Linked DNA regions of Homo sapiens: region 2 is linked to region 1. The links are chromatin loops, found by intact Hi-C in ENCODE. Cell type or tissue: heart left ventricle. All regions are shown on one strand.

Evidence for each region. A loop is a pair of places that touch in the nucleus more often than their neighbours do. Peaks named below come from ENCODE experiments on the same cell type or tissue, not always from the same donor. Only the 100,000 strongest peaks of a DNase experiment are listed, where the experiment ranks them.
Region 2: a loop joins it to region 1, with 2.6 times the contacts of the local background. A loop is called at or near these places in 69 of 110 quality-filtered maps.

The regions. Positions count from the first base shown.
Region 1 is chr20:35,881,051-35,889,050 of GRCh38, forward strand. The region is part of intron 9 of PHF20 (PHD finger protein 20); the gene reads left to right. It also overlaps the pseudogene RNU4-40P. Among named protein-coding and RNA genes, the nearest start is that of SCAND1, 69 kb to the right of the region's middle. In heart left ventricle, a CTCF peak has its summit at 3,393 (motif pointing left); DNase peaks (open chromatin) are centred at 3,371 and 5,791; H3K4me3 peaks cover 252 bases; H3K27ac peaks cover 1,414 bases.
Region 2 is chr20:35,731,693-35,739,692 of GRCh38, forward strand. RBM39 (RNA binding motif protein 39) reads right to left here. Exons shown (of 17, transcript NM_184234.3): 3 at 7,276-7,325; 4 at 249-443. Among named protein-coding and RNA genes, the nearest start is that of RBM39, 6.6 kb to the right of the region's middle. In heart left ventricle, no CTCF peak of the experiment used is centred here; no DNase peak of the experiment used is centred here; H3K4me3 peaks cover 2,344 bases.

The DNA of each region.
Region 1 (8,000 bases):
TTTTTTTTTTTTTTTTTTTTCTGAGACGGAGTTTCTCGCTCTTGTCACCCAGGCTGGAGTGTAGTGGTGCGATTTCTGCTCACTGCAACCTTCGCCTCCTGGGTTTAAGAGATTCTCCTGCCTCAGCCTCCTGAGTAGCTTGGATTACAGGCACGTGCTACCATGCCCGACTAATTTTTGTATTTTTAGTAGAGGCTGGGTTTCACCATGTTGGCCAGGCTAGTCTTGAACTCCTGACCTCAGGTGATCCACCCACCTTGGCCTCACAAAGTGCTGGGATTATAGGCGTGAGCCACCGCACCCGGCCTCCCTAAGTACTTTTTAGAAAATCCCATATTTAATTAGCTGGGCATGGTGGTGTGCGCCTGTAATCCCAGCTACTTGGGAGGCTGAGGTGGGCGAATTGCTTGAACCCAGGAGGTGGAGGTTGCAGTGAGCTGAGATAGCACCACTGCACTCCAGCCTGGGCGACAGAGCAAGACTCTGTCTAAAAAAAAAAAAAAAAAGAAAAAGAAAAAAATATTCCATATTTCCTAAAGACAAGGACATTCTTCTACATTACCACAGTATAATTTTCAAAATCAGGACCTTCTTCAGACTTTATCAGTTTTTGCCTTTCACCCCATTTATGGCAGTCATCTTGTTTTTATTCTATATGCTTTTTTTGGGCAATTGAAAAAATATTCATAAATTTGAAAAGAACTCCAGAAATATACAAGGATAATTCAACTAACATTCTTGTCTCCCATAGTCCCATGGCCCACTACTGTTAGTATTTGGTCATGAGGGCCTCAGGGCCATACACTGGCCTGCAGGGCCCAGCTTCTTCTGGCCACCTGTTGCCTCACCTTCCTATTGATTCTGCTGCAGCCACATGGCCTCCTTGCTATCCTGCAGGCATAACTTACGGATTCTAGTTGAGTTCTTTAGTAATTGCAAACTATATTTTTGCTGCTGTTATATTAGAATAATTTTTAAATGTCATCTTGAAATAGAAATATTTATTTTAAGCACTCATGCAAAGGTAAATGAACACTTTTTAAATGTGTTCATTGCTTATTTTTTCCATAAGAATTGTAAACATTAAACTGAACAAATTACCCATAATGGTTTTGATTAATGACTTAAGAGCAAGCTGGTTTGGCCAGACAGTGTACCCAAACTTTTATATACCATAGAATGTTATTACACTTGTGAAATTCTCTTGTCTAACCTGAATTTACATTCCATGGTGGTTACATGGTATATGTATTGTTACACTCCTACCTCTGGGCCTTGTTCAAGCACACTTTTATTGAGTACTTTTTATCCCCAGCCAGAGCAAGTAGATCCATTGGGAACATATCAGTAATGTGATGGGTAATATTTATTTATGTATTCATTCATTTATTTGTTTGAGAAGGGTTTTGCTCTGTCATCCAGGCTGGAGTGTAATGGCATGATCATAGCTCACTGCAGCCTCAACCTCCTGGGCTTAAGCCATCTTTCCACCTCAGCCTGCTGAGTAGCTAGGACTACAGACATGTGGCACCAAGCCTGGCTAATTTTTAAATTTTTTGTGGAGACAGGGTCTAGATATATTGACCATGCTAGTCTTGAACTCTGGGCCTCCGCCTTGGCCTCCCAAAGTGGTGGGATTGGAGGTGTGAGTCACTATGCCCAGCCCTATCTTCTTTCACAATTACATATAATTAGGCCAGGCACAGTGGCTCAAGTCTGTAATCCCAGCACTTTTGGAGGCCAAGGCAGGCAGATCACCTGAGGTCAGGAGTTGGAGACCAGCCTGGACAACATGGCAAAACCCTGTTTCTACTAAAAATACAAAAGTTTAGCCAGGTGCGGTGGTGTGTGCCTGTAGTCCCAGCTACTCAGGAGGCTGAGAGAGGAGAATTGCTTGAGCGTGGGAGGCGGAGGTTGCAGTGAGCCAAGATCACGTTATTGCACTCCAGCCTGGGTGACAGAACGACACTCTGTCTCAAAAAAAAAAAAAAAAGAAAAAAGAAAAAGAATATAATTAGCTAGGCATTGTGGCACACGCCTGTAGTCCCAGCTACTCGGGAGGCTGACATGGGAGGATCTCTCTAAGCCCAGGCATTCGGTGTTGCAGTGAGCTATGATCCTACCACTGCACTCCAGCCTTGACAACAGAGTGAGACCCTGTCTCTGGAAAAACAAAAACAAAAACAATTACGTATAATTTATTTCATTGTATGGATGTTCCATAATTTATTTACCTAGCCCCTGCTGAAAGATATTTAAGTTCTTTCTAACTTTTCCCTATTAATTCTCCCTGTTTTACAGACAAAGAGCCTAATATTTGGCATGAAGGAGTGAGTTAGCTAGAGTGGCACACTTCCTAATGGTCAGTATTGTAGAGGTTGGTAAAATTAAATTAAATTTTTGTTTGAGACAGGGTCTCACTCTGTCATCCAGGCTGGAATGCAGTGGCGCTGTCACGGCTCACTGCAGTGTTGACTTCCAGAGCTTCAGTGATCCTCCCCACTGTTCAGCCTCCTAAATCATTGGGACCACAGGCACTCGCCGTCACTCCTGGCTAATTTTTGTATTTTTTGTAGAGACAGGGTTTTGCCATTTTGCCCAGGCTGGTCTCAAACTCCTGAGCTCAACCGATCCACTTGCCTCGGCTTCCCAAAGTGCTGGAATTACAGGTGTGAGCCAGTGTGTCTGGCCCAGAGTCTGTAACTGTTGTTTTCCTGCTGAGTGCCTAATTCCATCTGATAAGATGCTGGGTGCTATATAAATCAAGTGAAATGAACAGAGTCCCTGCCTTTAGGGGCATTGCACAGTATGTGATGCAAACTTCTGCTCTCGGGGCACTCATTAAAGCAGTGTGTACACTCAGAGTAAGAGGCTTAGTAGGGTGGCTAGATTTGGAGGGTGGTGTGTGGTACAAGTGATGTCAGTACTCCAGGACTGGGTGGTGCCTTTTGAATTCTTTGAGTTGTGGAAAATGTCTTGATCTGGAAACTGAATGGTGTTTCTGGTGTTTCTTTGGAAACATAGGTTTAGTGGTGTGAGTACAGGACGATCCAGAAAGATTGCTGGGGGAAAGGGAGGTTGTTGAGAACTCATTCACCAGGAATGTATTAACGTAAGTAAGCGGAAATAGGGCGGGACCATGACCATCTTCAGAAGCATCCAGCCAGGTCCCTGGAAGCTGGGATGCTGCGTTAGTCACTGTTTAGTGTTGCTTTCCTGAGTCGGTGCCATAGTCTTGCGTTTTTAAACCGAGATGGAGTCACAATCTGAGAAATTGGTGTGAAGGAGGCTCATGGGCAGCAGGAGGAGGAGGAGCTGGGAGGGCAACACATCTAGTCTAGGGCTAGCTGTTCCAACCTAACTCTGGCATTTGGGGCAGCTCTGCCACCTTGTGGAATGAGTGCTCAGTGATTTCTGTGGGGGCTGAGTGCAGAGATCTGCATTCCAGGGGCTAGCCTTGAAATGTTCACCAGGACTATATGTCGGTGTGGTTCCTTTCCTTCCACTTGAGTATTTGTGGCTTCAAAGTATTTTTCCTACGTATGTAGATGCATATTTTTTCCTGAATATATTTTTAGGAAGTTTTTATTTTGAAATAATTTAGACTTATACATCTATGTAGCATGGGTTAAAAGAATGACAAAAAATAATTTCAGATTTATAAAAAAGTTGCAAAAATAGCAAAAAGATTTCCCTTATACCTTTCCCTATGTTGGAAAATATAGATTCCCCAATTGCTAGCAATTTACCATGTTAGCTTTATTATTCTCTCCCAGATTTTATTTTATTTCATTTTTTGAGATGGATTCTCACTCTTTCGCCCAAGCTGGAGTGCAGTGATGAGATCTTGGCTCACTGCAACCTCCACCTCCTGGGTTCAAGCAATTCTCCTGTCTCTGCCTCCCGAGTAGCTGGAATTACAGGCACACGCCACCACGCCTGGCTAATTTTTTTTGTACTTTTAGTAGAGATGGAGTTTCACCATGTTGGTCAAGCTGGTCTCGAACTCCTGACCTCAAGTGATCTACCCACCTTGGCCTCCCAAAGTACTGGGATTACAGGCATGAGCCACCATGCCCAGCCCTCTCCCAGATTTTTTAATGTAGTTTTTGAATTGTTTGAAAATAAATTGCAGACCTTTAGCCCTGAATATTTCAGTGTGTATTTCCTGAAAACAAGGACATCCTCTTTCATTCCCACAATATAATCAAAATCAACACCTTTTAAAAACTTTGCCATTTGTTCTAATAATGTTCTTTGTGGAAAAAATGGGGGTAAATTTTTTTTATTTCTGGTCAAGATCCAATCCAGATACACACGTTGAATTCAGCTGTCATATTTCTTTTGTCTTCTTTAATCTGAAACAGACCTTCAGTCTTCTACTTTTTTTACTGGAGTGGGGGACAGGGGAATAAGCTTTTTTTTTTTTTTTTTTTTTTTTTTTTTTTTTACTTTTTAAAAATGAGATCTTCAGTTTTTGTCTTTTATGACCTTGACATTACATTTCTGAATATGATATCCCTCAATTTGGGTTTTTCTGATGTATCCTCATAATTTGATTTGGGTTATTCACTTTCCACAGAAATACCACGTAAGTGATGTTGTGACCTTTTCAGGTGCATTCTATCAGGAAGCACATGAAAACCTGTTTGTCCCATTTACTGGTGACATTAACTTTTATCACTTACCTAAGGTAGTATCTACCAGCTTTTTCTACTATAAAGCTGTTATTACCCCCTTTATAATGAATACATTTCTTGTGAGAGAAACATTGAGACTATGTAAATATCTTATTTCCTCATCAAACTTTCACCCATTATTTTAGCATCTACTGGTATTTCTTGCCTGAAACAATTTTTACTGTGATGGCTGCCAAATGGTGATATCTAACTTTCATCATTCTTTCAACATGTATTAGTTTATATTCTGCCTTAGGGGGGTTTAATCTCACTTCTTTCCTTCCTTTCCTTGTTTGTTTATCTGCATGGGCTCATGGATTCTTATGTCGTTCTATGGGTTATAATCTGTTTCTATCATTATTTATTTTAATGCCAAAAAATTATAATCTTGAGATTATGTCAGTAAATACTTTTTTTTTTTTTTTTTGAGACAGAGTCTCACTCTGTTGCCCAGGCTGGAGTGCACTGATGAGATCTCAGCTCACTGCAACCTCCGCCTCCTGGGTTCAAGTGATTCTCCTGCCTCAGCCTCCCAAATAGCTGGGATTACAGGTGCCCACCACCATGCCCAGCTTTTTTTTTGTAGCTTTAGTAGAGACTGGTCCAGGCTGGTCTTGAACTCTTGACCTCAAGTGATCCGCCTGCCTCACCCTCCCAAAGTGTTGGGATTACAGGTGTGAGCCACTGTGCCTGGCCTTCGCTAATCTTTGATTGCTTTTTGATGCTTCAAGCTGAAAAAATTATTCCTTCATAGACATGAAAAATATTTTATTCATTATATTATGTGAAATATATATCAAAAAGGTATCAAACTGCTGGGCCACATGGCGTGATTGCCGACAAGAATAGCAACTGTGTTGGGCCTTGGTCCTGAGGGAACACATGACAATGAGAAGTGGCTCTTTTCCCCTGGCTGGAGAAGTGACAAATAACAGGATCCAGGAGCAGATGTTAAGTGCTGATGATGAGGTAGAGCAGATAGTCATTTGTGGCAGGAATTGATGGCATGTGGTCCCTGAGAGCCAGGGCCATCTGGATGTCTTTCTGTTTGTGGAGTGAGCTGGGTCTGGATGGAAGTGAAGACTTGGCTGAGCCAGGGAGGAATGGCAGGAAGAGGGCACAGGCCAAGCAGGGGTGTGAACTGCGAGAGCATGAAGCAGTTGCTGGAGCAGGAGCTGAGGCCTCCTTATGGATGAATGGGAGGTGCGTTTGGAAGCAAGATGCCACTATTGGAGTGACGTGGGCCTTGAATGCCAGACTGAGCATTGCCAGCCAGACGGAATATCACCATCATCATAATCTAATCATAGTCATCCAGTTGTGAGGTCATCTGATACTGGCAATGGGTACACAAAATATTAAATAGGATATTTATTTCTAAGCCAAATTTCAGAAAACAATTTACAAACTTTTTTTAAAGTATAAACATAGTGTATGCTTACTATAAAAGGAAAAGTATAAAACATTACTCAAGTATATATAGAAAATGAGTGGGCTGCTGATCCCCCTCTATATTATCTATTGCTGTGTGACAGTATTACCACAAATACAGTAGCTGAAACAACACATTTGTTTTCTCACAGTTTCTGTGGGTGAGGAGTTCAAGCATAGCTTGGTCCTCTGCAAGCTTACAATCCAAGGGTTGGCTCAGGCTGTATTCTCATCTGAGCACTCTACTGGGGAGGGTTTCAGGCTTACCTGATGGTTGGCGGCATTCAGTCCTTCTAGACTGTCAGACTGAGGGCCTTGGTTTTTGCTGGTGCACTCAGTTCCTTGCTTCATATAGAGTAGCTCACAATGTAGCAGCTTGTTTCACTAAGACAGCAAGGAAGAGTGTTTCCTAGTAAGACAGACACTGTAGTCTTACCTAATACAATCATGAAAGTGACATACTGTCTCCTTCGCCATATTCTGTTAGAGACAGGTTACAGCTTTGCCCAGTGGCAGTATCCTAGCCAATGAGGTTTATCTGAGGCATGATTATTAAAATAATTGAAAATTTTCCCAATACACCAAAGTGACAACTTACAACATAGGTTGGCAATGGCAATTTTTGACATGTCTACAAAGACTGAATTAAAAAAAAAAAAAAAAAAAAGAAGAAGTTACAGGTTCTGCCCACACTCAAGAGGAAGAGATTATATCAGGGCGTGAATACCAGGAGGCAGGGATTATTAGGAAACATTTTAGGGTTTAACTCCACACCCTCCCCCGAAAATAGATAAAGAAAACACTGCTTAGGGTTACCTTTTTTTTTTTTTTTTTTCTGAGACAGAGTTTCGCTCTTGTTGCCCAGGCTGGAGTGCAATGGTGCGATCTCGGCCCACCGCAACCTCCGCCTCCCTGGTTCAAGCAATTCTCCTGCTTCAGCCTCCTGAGTAGCTGGGATTATAGGCTTGCACCACCATGCCCGGCTAATTTTGTATTTTTTAGTAGAAATGGGGTTTCTCCATGTTGGTCAGGCTGGTCTCCAACTCCCGACCTCAGGTGACCCACCCACCTTGACCTCTCAAAGTGTTGGGATTACAGGTGTGAGCCACCACGCCTGGCCTAGGGTAACCATTATTAAAAGCAAAATTTGTGGACCATTTTTCTCTGCACATACCAAAGTATAGTAGTAATTTAGGAACAACAAGAGCAAAGGGTGACTGTTGAGATTTTGAGCCTGGATGCCCAGGAGAGAGCTCTGTGCTTTTTCTTGATTCCTCCTAACAATAATTTGTTAAACAGGAGGGAGAGGACAGAGCAGGTAAATGATAATATCAGTAACTACTTGGAAATAGTGATTTTCATACTGCTTTTAAAAGAGGAATAAACTGGTTTCAGTAGATGACCTTATCCCAAGAGTAATTGAGTTCCCCCTCACTTTTGAACCAGCAACTTTAAGATTTAATTTACAATATTTTCTTCTGGGCATGGTGGCTCATGCCTGTAATCCCAGCACTCTGGGAGGCTGAGGCAGGAAGATCACTTGAGCCAAGGAGTTGGAGATCAGCCTTGGGCAACATAGGGAGACCCTCATCTCTTTTTTTTTTTTTTTTAATTAATAATTTACATGTCTTCTGCCCTCTGTCTCTGAGTAACTGCTCTCATGTTGACAAGAACCATATTAGTATGCTAAGGGTGGATGATGTCACTTAGTGGTGTCACCAGCTGCTGCCATGTATGTTCTAAATGAACTGTCCTCCCATAGGGGAATACATACCTGTGTGTGAGACTGGGATTTATGTAGACTTTGGCCCAGCAGGCCCATTTGACAACCAGTGGCCCTCTTAGTTTCTTTTTTTTTTTTTTTTTTTTTTTTTGAAATGGAGTCTCGCT
Region 2 (8,000 bases), 150 kb before region 1:
TACAATTTAGAAACTCTGATAGTTTAACAGAAAATAGTCAGTATGCCTAGTAAAAGCAAATTTTTACTTATTTGTCTATGCACTGTATTTTCACTTTACTAGTATTCAATGCCAATATCCTTAATTCAATACTTTTTAACCAATCATTAAAAAAATAAAAATTCACAATTCAAATCACTCAAGTTAAACTGCCATCTGAATACCCAGAGAATAACCCTCAAACCAAAATCATAACTATAGTTACATACTAAGGACTTCTGTAGCGGCCTCTAAATCTTCGATCTCGACTTCTTGAGCGGCTCCGTCGCCTCTCTTTGCTTCTACTTCGCTTTCTTTCACGGCTTTTGCTCTTTTTCCTTTCTCTGTCTCTACTTCGCTTCCGTTCCTTACTTTTGCTTCTCTTTCGTTCATGACTACGACTTCTGCTCTTGCTTTTTTTCCTCCTGAGAAGAAAAAAACTCGCCATTATCATGCTGGCTTAAGAACCCACCAAAATATACTACCTTTTATGGCCAGAATCATTTTTTCATCCTTTCATAAATTTCTTTGGCTAGTTTTACTATGATACAATGGTACATAATCATACTTAAAAAAAAAAAAAAATCCTGTAATCTCAGCACTTTGGTAGGCCGAGGCAGGCAGATCACAAGGTCAGGAGTTCAAGACCAGTCTGGCCAATGTAGTGAAACCCCGTCCCTAATAAAAATACAAAAATTAGCCGGGCATAGTACCGTGCGCCTGTAGTCCCAGCTACTCGGGAGGCTAAGGCAGGAGAATTGCTCAAACCCGGGAAGCGGAGGTTGCAGTGAGCCAAGATCCCGCCACTGGTACTCCAGCCTGGGCGACAGAGTAAGACTCTGTCTAAAAAAATTGCTACGTATAGTAAACAATATCCCTTTTGCCTTATATTAACATTACTGAAAATCAGCAGACAAGACATTATTTGAAAGACACCATCCTCTAAGAGTAGAACTGCAATTATCTCCTGAGAGTTAGCTATAGCTTTAACAAGCAAAAGGGCTTGTTGGCAAATACAAATCAAAATGTGAACCTTTAAATAGTTTGTCATACAACAGGCCAACAAAAGCATTACTGTAATCCACAAAATAAATTAATAAAACAAACTTACAATAGAATATTTTCACATTCAAGTACTAGTACTGGTTCATTTATAAAAATTTTCATCAAATATAGTAATTTACCATTAAGTCAATTTTGCCCCCATTTACATATGGAAATATTTAACACGTTCAAAGGGTCACATAGACATCAACATTTTGGTTTTCATGGGCAAAACCGTAATGACAAAGGACAATAAGAACTAATGCAGGCCAGTGCAGTGGCTCACGCCTGTAATCCCAACCCTTTGGGAGGCCGAGGCAGGCAGATCACTTGAGGTCAGGAGTTTGAGACCAGCCCGGCCAACACGGTGAAATCCCCTCTCTACCAAAAATACAAAAATTAGCCAGGCCTGATGGTGCATGCCGGTAATCACAGCTACTTGGGAGGCTGAAGCAAGAGAATTGCTTGAACCCGGGAGGTGGAGGTTGCAGCAAGCTGAGACCATGCCATTGCACTCCAGCCTGGGCAAAAAGAGCAAAACACCATCTCAAAAAAAAAAAAAAAAACCCAACTCCAAGTGCGGTGGCTCACACCTGTAATCTCAGCACTTTGGGAGGCTGAGGAAGGCAGGTCACCTGAGGTCAGGAGTTCAAGACCAGCCTAGTCGACACGGTGAAAACCCATCTCTACTAAAAAATGCAAGAAGTAGTGGGTCGTGGTGGCACAGGCCTGTAGTTCCAGCTACTGTGGAGGCTGAGGCAGGAGAATCGCTTGAACCTGGGAGGCAGAGGTTGGAGTGAGCCGAAATCATGCCACTGTACTCCAGCCTGAGCAACAGAGCAAGACTGTCTCCAAAAAAAAAGAAAAAGAAAAAGAACTAACGCATTAAAATACAATTTGACATTCCTAGACTTTAATGTGACCATTTCAAATACTTCCTAAAGTTACAATGAATACACCAGAAAATGGAGTATGCCATTTTTAAGCCAGTTTATAGAAACCTGTGGGATGCAATCAAAACCAATGATCAACTTGACCTTCACAGACCTTTTTAAAATCTCTAACTAAAAACCAAAAAAGCCAAACATATCTTTCTGCTCACTTCCGTAGTCTTCACAGTATACCACCCATTCATAATTAAATCTTATAATCTATACCTCTGTGTCATCACCCAAATTTTAGAGGTGCCTTCAGATATTTCAATATAAATTGAAAGACATTTCAAAATCAGTTTATTCCACGAAAATGTCTATTTGTAGTGGCTTAATGATTAAACATTTTGACAATTCTGTATCATTATCTGGATATGTAATTGTTTATTCCTTATCAAAGCAAAGTTACATATCACAAGAGCAACTGAGGTCTGCCTCAGAGAACCTGTAAGCAGGTCATCTTTAGAGTGCATTGAAAATAGAAAATGAAGACACCCACCTTCTGGAATCTTGAAACCCACACTCCAATCACAAGGAGATGTAGAGCTTTCCAAGGAGGCAGAAAGTTTGTCTAAAATTTCAAGATAATCCACCTGACTGTCAGAAATGTATATGCTAGGTAGCACATGACAGAAAATTAGGCTACACTCATTATTTATATAGAACTCATCAAAGCCATGCCCAGATGGGCAATAGGTAACACTCCAATTTTGTTGCCTAAGAAACCTAACACTATCTCTGTGACACTATTCCAACTATAGAACTCTGAGATTTCTAAAACCAAAAGTCCTAAATATATTCAATTAGGGAACAAGGTAAAAAGTAACTCCATCCCCCTCAAAAACAAAGTTTTTGTTCTGCTCTAGATGGGCTATAGCAAGAGAGGCAACCAACCTATTTACCTCTCATAGGACCCAAAACTTATTCTGCCAAAAGAAAACACTTGAAAATTGGAGAGCTAATTTTAACTTAAGGTCTTCTAGGACTTTTTGTAAACAAGTCCTCACCCACATCTGAAGGCAACCCCAGGCAGGTAAAAAGACAGCAACATACTAAGACATTCAGAAAATACAATCTTTTGCATAAAAGCCCAGAGAAAACTACAAGGGTGCAAGAAACCAGTATATTTCCAGCTTCAAAGAGCATTTATTACATTAACTAAAGAAGGGTTATCGAAATCCACACTAATAGTCAAATCCTGTTACAACTTAAAAGGGACTTTCCAAAGTCTTTAATGGCAGTGAAATTTTGTACTGAACATCACTGAAGTAAATGGTCCACTGGGCTGGGCCTTTGGACTTTTTGGTTATATGGCCTCTGCAGTAAAGGTGTTTTGCTATAACTGGATTTGACCTCTTCCATGTAAGAAGATCTAAATTTTTAATGCAAAGTATTCTGGAAAATAAGAAAAAAAATAGAAAAGTCATTTATTCCAAAATTTATAGATAATCCACACCACAGTAGCCAATATATTTCAACTGTGTCATTTTAATGTTATCTTTTATTGAGTAATTCTCTAAAGAGCTTAACGGAATGGACGCTGATTTAGACTTTGCAAAACTGGTTACTTTAACAAATAATATTCCCATGAGGGCAAGCTCAAGCACTTAGGATGCATACCTTGACATATGCAAAAACTCAGGTTTACAGCTCTTCAGAAAATAGGTTGACAACCAGTCTGTGTCACAATAACTTTGTTCCTTTTACTATTCTAGGATACTATGAAGTGTATGTTAAGAATCAGAATTATACAATTAAAAAAATTTATACTCAGTCAACTGTTTCTCAGAACATGCCATTTTTCTACTACCTAACAAACTATAGCTCAATGTGGCTTTTAAGACAATGAAGTTTTAGAATGAAAAATGCAACACGGCACTTTCCTTTGGTTAAGAAATTTAATTTAGTACTAAAGGTTTAAAGCAGAGTGTTCTGTATGTTTTATATCTATTCCTAAATACAAAAATTTTCTTCCAGGTAACTTTAAAATTAATTTGAAACATAAAGTTCCTTCAGAAAATCAAGAGTCCTGATTGAACAAGGGAATCATTTATTTATCACCTATAATTGACGAGAAGTCTGACTGGAAAGTATTTTAAGATTACCAAAGTGTTTTGAAAGGATCTTCCCTTAGACAATCTCATGGTTAAAGAAAATTGTCCATTCTCCTATTTAGTCCTGTGGTTCTCTACATTAGACAAAGGCCACCGAATATCACACATGGAGAACTTGATGCTCAGCTTCCTTGTAAAAGCTTGTAGCCTTAATCAGCTTATACACAGGATAAAAACAAGTAGACACCGGAGATGACCTTAGTGGCAAAAAGCGACATGAGACAATGGTACAGTAACGAAGGTCTGTACCCAAAAGTGTACGTTCTTATCCTTCTGGCACTTGAAGCGAAATCTTTAGCCACTCGGCCTGACACCTAAATTGGATAATTTATGTCAATTTATATGGATACACCTTCCTGGGTTTTCTTTTGATTAGAGAATTGCAAAACAAAAACATTAGGAAACCATTACTGTGGCAGAAAGTCTAAAACCAGATGACATAAACCATACCTCTGGTTGGTTGCATCAGATCCCACATCAAGACTAAACCCAACCTGATCCCCACAATTTCTTGTGATTGGTGAGGAACTATAAATGACTCCCATCCAAGCTTATACCAGAAAAAAGGAGCACATTTTCTACAAATTATATCATTTTTAATCCATTACCACATTATTTTAGGGGAACTACAAAAAAAAAAAATAGTGGCTTAACAAGCCCTGAATAACATTATATATTTTCTCATCTGTTTTATGAAATTTTATCAACCTACCTAACACAGTTGTAGTGAGAAAGACTGACATACTTACTATGAAGCATTTAGGGATCTTAGGAGGAAAAGAGCCAAAAAGAAATCAAATAAATGGCTATTTTTCTCTCGTTTTTCATTAACATAAGGTCGTAAGTATGACAGATTTTTATGTTTGTTTGAGACGGAGTCTCGCTCTGTCTCCAGGCTGGAGTACAATGGCATAATCTCAGCTCATTACAACCTCTGCCTCCCAGGTTCAAGCGATTCTCCTGCCTCAGCCTCCCGAGAGTAGCTGGGACTACAGGCGTGCACCACCACGCCCAGCTAATTTTTGTATTTTTAGTAGAGACGGGGTTTCACCATGTTGGCCAGGATGGTCTCGATCTCCTGACCTTGTGATCCACCCGCCTGAGCCTCCCAAAGTGCTGGGATTACAGGTGTGAGCCACCACGCCAAGCCCAGACTTTTTTTTTAAGACGGAGTCTCAGTTGGGTCCATGTCTCACGCCTGTAATCCCAGCACTTTGGGAAGCCAAGGCGGGCGGATCATGAGGTCAAGAGATGGAGACCATCCTGGCCAACATCGTGAAACCCTGTCTCTACTAAAAACACAAAAATTGGCTGGGCATGATGGCTCACGCCTGTAATCCCAGCACTTTGGGAGGCCAAGGCAGGTGGATCACGAGGTCAGGAGTTGAAGACCAGCCTGGCCAGGATGGTGAATCCCCATCTCTACCAAAAGTACAAAAATTAGCCAGGTGCGGTGGCAGGCACCTGTAATCCCAGCTGCTCGGGAGGCTGAGGCGGAAGAATCGCTTAAGCCCGGGTGGCAGAGGTTGCAGTGAGCCAAGACTGCGCCACTGCACTCCAGCCTGGGCAACAGACTGAAACTCCATCTCAAAAAAAAAAAAAAAAAAAAATTAGCCAGGCGTGGTGGCAGGAACCTGTAATCCCAGCTACTCGGGAGGCTGAGGCAGGAGAACTGCCTGAACCCAGGAGGCAGAGGTTGCTGTGAGCTGAGATCGTGTCATGGCGCTCCAGCCTGGGTGACAAAAACGAAACTCTGTCTCAAAGAAAAAATAAAGACAGAGGCTGGGCACGGTGGCTCACACCTGTAATCCCAGCACTTTTGGAGGCCAAGGCAGGCGGATCACAAGGTCAATTCTGGCTAACACAATGAAACCCTGTCTCTACTAAAATTACAAAAAATTAGCCAGGCATGGTGGCAGGCGCCTGTAGTCCCTGCTACCTGGGAGGCTGAGGCAGGAGAATAGCATGAACCCAGGAGGCGGAGCTTGCAGTGAGCAGAGATCACACCACTGCACTCCAGCCTGGGCAACAGAGCAAGACTCCGTGTCAAAAAAAAAAAAAAAAAAAAAAAGGCCAGGCGCGGTGGCTCACACCTGTAATCCCAACACTTTGGGAGGCCACAGCAGGAGGATCATGAGAGGTCAGGAGATGGAGACCATTCTGGCTAACACGGTGAAACTCCCTCTCTACTAAAAATAAAAAAAAAATTAGCCAGGCGTGATGGCGCGCGCCTGTAGTCCCAGCTAATCGGAGGCTGAGGCAGGGGAATCACTTGAATCTGGGAGGCAGTGGTTGCAGTGAGCCGTGATAGAACCACTGCACCCCAGCCTGGGCGACACTGCCAGACTCCATGTCAAAGAAAAAAAAAAAAATCAAAGAATCACTTGAACCCAGGAGGCGGAGGTTGCAGTGAGCCCAGACTGCGCCACTGCGCTCCAGCCTGGGCTACAGAGCAAGACTCCGACTCACAAGAAAAGAAAAAAAAAAAGTGGATCTCATCATATCTGTTACCTAAGACTTTTCGTACACTGTTTTCTGTACTAGTCTATAGCAGAGTTCTATTGAGTCACTCATCTTACCCAAATAAAGTGTACAGATATATTCATAATTTCCAAAATCCCCACCCTGTTAAGTCTAGAGTTTAAAAGGCCTAAGATAATGAAAGCCACCTTTAGAAGTACTTAAGTACCTGTTCCATCACTTCCAAAAGGGCCTCTGAGCAGCAAGTTGCAGAAATAATTCACAGCTTTGACTCCTTCGGCACTTTAGGGCAAACAATACTTTCCATGGCCTAGTTATCACCTAATTTAACTCTTTCTACCTTTTAAGATCAATGGATATATAACAGTTTTATCAGTAAGATAACCAAATATCAAACCAAAGTTAACAAATTTAAAACAAGACAACCTCTAATACAGAACTTGTCACCAGATTGTCATGATGGACTTGGAGGGGAAGGTATCTGAAACTATATTCTGAAATCTAAGCAAAAAAATCCACAGTTCCTCCAAGAGTTTGTCTCAAAAGGCAAAGAACCAATTTTCTAAAAGCAGCAAAGAAAAGCTTCAGAAGAGAATTTTGTATACTTTAGCCACAGGAACACAACTTAAGGTCTAAAACCACAAAAAAGCTCACCACCCTCCCCCAAGCCCCTTCTTAAAACTCACTTTTTGCTACGTTCTTCATGGCCGTTGGCACTGCTCAACTTGTTCTCATCCTAAGCAGGGTTGATAGAAGAACATCATGAGGACGAAGTGGTAACATTTCAAGTTGTCAAAGGGTAAAGGGAACAGGAATAAGAAAATACAAAACAATTTTAAAACTAATTATTTACTTATAGTTTAACATGGAAGGCTATAAAAAAATTTAGATGGGTATGTGTTTAACCACTTTGTTGCTTACATTTAAGTCATCAAGATACAAAAATAAAAAAATTTTCCATATTAACATGTTAAATTTTACTTTCTTATATAGTTTAGATATTAAAAGTTATCCAGATTTACAATGTTGAAGTGGTTAAATATAATTTCCATAAAACATGAAGTCCTGTTTTGAGTTTTATTCCATGTGCTATGGTCCCTTTGGTCAGTACCATGGCTCTATTTCTGCCTAAGCCCCAAGTGGCCATGCTAGCAGCCAGCCACTATCGATTTCCTGTGACCGATGCCATTCCTGAGATCTTCGCCCATTTCCGTTGGAGGGTTGGGACTGTAAGAGCTTGATGCCACCTCTGTCACACATCTCGCCCTGAAGCAAACAGGGATTCACACTGCTTTAGTAATGTTGACTCCCAAGAACCCAAGAAAGTCAATTAATAATCCACCAAGTCCAGCCTAAACATTTCCTACTTCCATACCTGTTTACATGGAATTACATCCATGTTAAAAAAAAC